Linked DNA regions of Homo sapiens: region 1 is linked to region 2. A link is a contact called in ENCODE Hi-C data. All regions are on one chromosome and are shown on one strand. Each heading gives the region's core, a stretch centred on a gene start or an enhancer-like site at or near the end of the contact. The rest is flanking DNA. Distances are from core to core; before and after follow the strand shown.

The links. A loop is a pair of places that touch in the nucleus more often than their neighbours do. Pooled maps may share reads with other maps.
Region 1: a loop to region 2 is called in a pooled map, with 5 times the contacts of the local background. The contact joins the enhancer-like site here to the promoter of MPDZ in region 2. A Hi-C loop is called at or near these places in 4 of 50 pooled maps.

Annotation. Positions count from the first base shown.
Region 1 is chr9:14,029,892-14,032,867 of GRCh38, forward strand. No RefSeq gene overlaps it. Among named protein-coding and RNA genes, the nearest start is that of LINC00583, 100 kb to the left of the region's middle. Within about 2 kb of position 1,365, at least 17 of the 41 ENCODE cell types and tissues checked have a DNase peak (open chromatin) inside an H3K27ac peak, as active enhancers do.
Region 2 is chr9:13,278,085-13,281,033 of GRCh38, forward strand. It overlaps MPDZ (multiple PDZ domain crumbs cell polarity complex component), which reads right to left and starts at 1,608. Exons shown (of 47, transcript NM_001378778.1): 1 at 1,316-1,608. RefSeq lists enhancers at 1-515, 516-1,231.

The sequences.
Region 1 (2,976 bases), core at 115-2,614, 750 kb after region 2:
CACAGAGATTTTCATATGAAGGAGACTGGTTGCTTTCTTTTTTTTTTCTTTTCCTTTTCAGGTCCATATTGCTTGATCTGAGCATACTGCAAAGTGTCCTAAAAGCCATATGGGAGATAGACTTCTTCGCAGCTGCAAAGGAAACATTTGCAGAACAGAAAACACCAGAAATCACAATACATTCTTAGTCATAGTAAAATGGAACGCACGCGAAATATTGAAAACATGGAGTGGAGATTTCATTTTTAAATATTTTAATTACCAGAACAGAGCTGTTTGATTCTATTTCAGAGCTCGGTAGATGAGCAGCAGCGGGGGGGGGGGGGTGGCGGCGGCGGGGCCAGGGAGGGGAAATGGAGGAAAAAGAACAACAGCCACTCGGAGTGAAAACAATCATCAGTTAACAAATGGCAAAGAGAAATTAAGTCTTTCTAGCTGAACCGTGTTTTGTTTCTTACAGAAGTTTTACTGCTGTAAAATGTGGCACGTTTTGTACTGTATGTTCTCTCGGAAAAGCCAAACAGAAACCAGTCATCATGGTTTCCAGAGAGCAAGGCCTCCCCTTTCTCATGTTTCAACTACGCAGTCTCCACTTGGGCTGGGGACCGTATCATATATCATAAATCACTCTCTGATAGATATTTGGCAAGCAGTCAGCACCCCAGGCTATGCAACAAACTATAGTATGGAAAATTTTTAAGGTGGAATCTTGATTTTGTAACTTAAGGACTTAACAGCATCTCAAAACATTTTACTACTTCCTGGTACACACACACAAAAAGCCAAGAAAGCAGAATTCTCCATATGGTTTTCGGTTTTATAGGATATATACACAATAAGCCATACAACTGTAAACCTGGAGGCGTTCTCTTGCTGTTGTTACTTCAACTCCAGTGAAAATGAAAACAAAATTAGAGAGTTTTATCTCAACCTAGCCCATGAAAGAGTCAAGTCACCAGGAACTTCTAGAATCTGCTTTTTAACTATCCATCCCCCTACAGTTAACTGTTCCACACCTTCTTAGAAACTAGAGGAGGCAGCAGGACTAGGGGGTTGGGGACAGATTTTATTGTAAGATAATAACATGCTGTCAAAAGTACTGTCAGGGATTTCAACAGGAAGGCTTATACGTTGACAAGAGTCATAGAAACCCCAGTAGAGTCTTCCTCCTGATTTCAGGCCCAAATCCGAGTGTTTGAGAGTCCCTGAGCATGCACTCCCACCTTCTCAGATGTTGCAAACTCTTACTCACATGTTCTTCTTCAGGAGCCTCTTTCAACAAATCATGCTTTTCTTTTTTGAAACTGCAAACTGCATTTAACCCCCAAGTCACATCATCCCAGCCGACACTAGGGGCTGTTGGAATACCGCAGCTCCCAGCAAAGCTACTGCTAAGAAGCCAGTGAGCCTTTCTGTGCACGGAGGGGTTAAGTCCATGGTATTTGGACGTGCCCAAATGTTCTCAGTGTTCTCGGGCTGAGCAATTCTTAGAAGGGCTAAATAGAAACGGGGGAAATGTGGAGTGTGCGGTGTGGTATTGTGCTTTCTGTGAGAAACAATGCATGGAAAAACAAAAGAAAGAAACTGAATAAATCCTTTTTGAAGTTTAAAATAAACGCTGCTTTTTGGTTGTTGTTGTTTTGGTTGTTCACAAATTACCCATAGTTTGGGCAGGCTAAATATAAAATTTGCAATGTCGTTTATTTAAAGTGTTTCTGTCCAATCTCAATCAATTTGAAGAAGAAAATTAAAGCCAAATTTAGACAAAATGTATAAGTGGTTATATGTACATATGCTAATTCAGAAATAACATATATTCTAAGTATATTATGTGTTTCCTTCCCCACTCCACCAACCCCAGTTGTCACTGACCAATTCATTCTTGAGATTCTGTTAATTCCCATCAATGAAAGTCTCGCGCTTTGTACTGATGAAACTCATAGGCTCACAGGTCACCTCACAGTCACTTGTGACCCCACTTGCAGTTGATCATCAAGTTCCAGACTGGACCTGCCAACTGCTTCTAAAAGAAGAGAAATTTCTTTCTAAAGGAAGCACTGGAGTACGGTCCTGCCCAAGCCCAGCCAGCCTAACAGTCCTTCAGTATCTTCATTTCTGCCTCTCTTACATCAGTGGTTCTCAGGCTTGGCTGTATATGAGAATCCCCTGGGAAGCTTTTAAAAATTCCAAAGCCCAGGCTACATCCCAGACCAATTACATCAGAGTCTCTGTGGGTAAAACAGAGGCATCCGTACTTTGTGCAGCTCCCCAGCAATTCCAGGTGTAGCCATGTTGGTAGCCACCCTCCTGGCTGGGATTCCTGCATCCAGTCTTGCTCTCCTGTCAGTGGATGATTCTACTAAAACTAAGAGTGAGGTTACTCAAGTAGTATATATGGTCATGTTTTCTCCCTGTTTAACAGACCGCAAGGGTTCCTTCCTGCCTACAGAAAAAAATGTCCATATACCTTCCCATAACAGTCAAAGCTTCCTGGCCTCCATGTCCCTCTCTATCTTCCTGCCAATCCCTGCCTCCACACTCCCCAATCCTGTCTCATGGAGCCACCTGAACCCCCACATGCACCATTCTCTCACTCACATATCCAGGCCTCAGAACGGGCTGCTCCTTCCAGCTAGAAAATTCTCTTTCTCCCTGCCTAGTACATTTCAAATCTAAATTCTCCTCATCTATTTTTGGACCCAAGTCAGGTGTTTCTTCTTGGGAAATCCTGCTCACCAACACACCCAAGATGTCCAGCTGTCACCAACGCTAGTATGTCCCCAATATCCTAGACTTACCTGGAGTACAGGTAGAGAAGTTGCCCATGACCACTGGTACTCTTCCCAATTTTGAGTTTACCTATAGTACAGGTAGAGAAACTGTCCATTTACCTGCTTTCACTCCCACTAGTTGGTGACCACTTAGGACACAGAAGATTCCTTGCCCACCATTGTAACTTTGGTGCCTGGTTCAGCA
Region 2 (2,949 bases), core at 358-2,857:
AGGAATTTCTAGGGAAACACGAAGGGGATGTTTACATCAAACTGTCTACAAGGCAGGACGAGGCAGTCTGATCACTTATCAGATTCCTTCTCTATGACATCAAGGAACATGGAGAAGTTTTCCTTCTACGCTGGTGAAGTCATGGTCCTCTTATCTATCTGATGATACCTAGGAAACACTAGCCTCCAACCGCAGCCCCTACTGCAAAAAGGCAGTCAGTGCCCATTGCCGGGGTCTTCCCAAGCGGAGCACCTCAAAAGCCGCACCGCGCAGTAGAGGTCTCCAGGGGCCCCCACTCGCCCCCAGTGACTACGGAGCGGCCTCTACCTCCCGCCGGCGCCTGGCCACTTCTCCTCCCCCGCAGTCTCCGCTTGATTTCCATGTGACTGCAGGCAAGAATAGCCCAGCCTTTGTGCCTCTGCAAAGAACGCAAACAAAAATGTACACCATCACCACCCAACAAACGCGCAACTCCGCAAGACACAAAGCGTCTCCCAAACATCGCTTCCCTGGTAACATCCGGCATCCTGGGGCTGCCAAATCGCAGACAAAGACGCCCATCAGCGCGGGGGGTGAGGAGACTAAGGGAGAGACAAGACCAACGTGCTCCCACCAACGGGAGCGGCGGTTAAAAGGGCGCCGGTGCCAGGGGTGAGGGACGGGGCACCGGTACCAATTAGCGGCTCGCCTCGGGGTCCCCGCGGCTAAGGCGAGAACGCAGGACCAGGAGCATTGCTGCCCACTCTCTACCGCAACCCGCACATCCCGGGACCACGTAACGGCGGATGGGGCGTCCGGGAGCGGCCCCTGCAGGGGAGAGCAACAGGCTCCCGCGCCCTGGAGGCCTGGTCTGCGCTCCGGGCCCCCAGGCTAACACCCCACCCCCAGCCCCCCGACACCAAGACTGTGCCCCTCTGGGTCAAGGAAAAGGAAAAACTTTTAAACCTCTTAGTCAGCGAGAGCAAAAGAAAGGGGTGGCGGGGGTGCTGAAAGGTCTAGGATTATCCACCGCGGGGCTGGGGGGAGTGGAGACTTGCGAGTAGCAAAGGAAACTTCTAGACCCCATCCTTTTAAAAAAGCCACAGCAGCGGCTTCCGCGAAGCGCCGGGCCGCGCGGGGTGGGGCAAGCGCACCGCCCCACCGCCCCACGGCCCGCCGCCACCCCTACCCCCACCCCCACCCCCACCCCCATCCCCGCCCCCACCCCCACCCCCAAGCGCCGAGCCCAGGGCGCCCGCGCACCTTCCCCGCCGGCGCGCGCGCAGGGCGCGGGGGCGCGCCTCGGCCTCTGGGCCGGGGCTCAAGCGCCGCTTACCCGGCTCGCGGCGCCCGCCCAGGGCCGCGACGCGAGGGGGCGGAGGACTGGGGAGCAGGGGTCGCCGGGGCCTCTGGATGCCTCGCCTCGCCCACGCTCACTGTCTTCTCTTCTGAAGTAACGACCCGGCGAGGAGCTTCGGATCAAAACGCACAGACACTCACGCGTGACTGAGAAACTTAATCCCGCGGTGGCCCGACGCCAGCCTAGCGCTCCGCCGCGCCCCCTCCCCCAGCGCGCGCCGCACTTGCGCCGACCGGGGCTGCCGCGGAGGCGGTGGCGGGGCCCAGGCTGCTGGGGCTGCCGTGACGCCTGCGACCGGCGGGGCGGCGGGCGCGCCTTGGCCAATCAGGGGACGCGGCCGAGCAGGCCTGTGCGGGGTTTTAAACTCGCTCCTGGGCCGCTCGACCTGGGGTGTGGGTAGTGGACTTGTGAGGTGGTCAGATAAAATATAGGCTGCTCTGTTAAATGGGAATTTCAAATAAAAAAAAAAAGGAATAATTTTAGTACAAGTATATCCCATGCAATATTTGGGACGTACTTATGCTAAAAAGTTCTTCGTTGTTTATCGGAAATTCAAATTTAATGGCAGTCTTGTATTTTTATCTGCCGATTTTGTCAACCTGCGGAAACTGATAGCCTGTTTCTAGCTCCTCAGATTTTCCTTATGTGCACTGCCCTGTGGATGCTTTCTGCATGGGTAGCTTACTGAATGGCATAGGATGCTTATGAGAAGCGCTTTAATCAGAAGGGTGGGGGCAGTCCTCTCACTTTCTAAGTAACTTTTCGCACATCAGGGTGCATTCTTAGTCTGATGATCCAATTAAAAAGCAAAAACAGTAAACATGGAAAAGTTATTAGAGTTGCATGGCCCCAGGAAGAACAGATATTCATTTCTATTTTGTGCCACTTAAGATTTTCTTTCTGTTATCCTCAATTTGGAAGTCCCACGAATTTTTTTCTGCATAAGAAACTCTTTTTCAAAATATCCCTCTGATATTAGATTATAGGACCAAAGGATACTCAGAAGTCCAATTTAGAACATTTAAAAGAATTTCTTTTAATATTCTGAATAAAAATACTTTTTTCTCATATTCCTTGGACTTTCAAACACATTCACAGCTGTTGACCTCTCTCTTCCTAGAGTCCTCCCCACCCCACCCCTCTTGTAATTCCATGCAATCACACTCTTGGTTTTGCTTCTTCCGCTTAGTCAAGGGCGGATGTATGGGCTCTGAAGCTTGTACAATTGGGAGCTCTGCTTTAACCAAAAAAAAAAAAAAAATCTTTCTTTAGAAAAATTCAAAAAATAAATGCCCATGTAAACACATTGCTAGGGTTGCTCCCAGGCAAGAGAAGGACCCGGAACGTTAAGCTACATCAATTTCCAGGTAGATCTGCCCCTGTCCCCAGGCCACTCTTCAGTCTTCTTTGCCTCCTCTCCCCCAATCTTTAGATGCTGGAATTCCTTAAAAATCAGTTACGGGCCCTCTTTTCCTTTTAACTCTTACCTCTAAATACATTTTCACTTCTAGCTTATGATCTCGTACCTACAGAATCTTACATTTATACCTTCAGATTTATCCATATATTCAAGTGTTTATTTGGCTTCCCTGTTTGCTTGTCTCAAACCT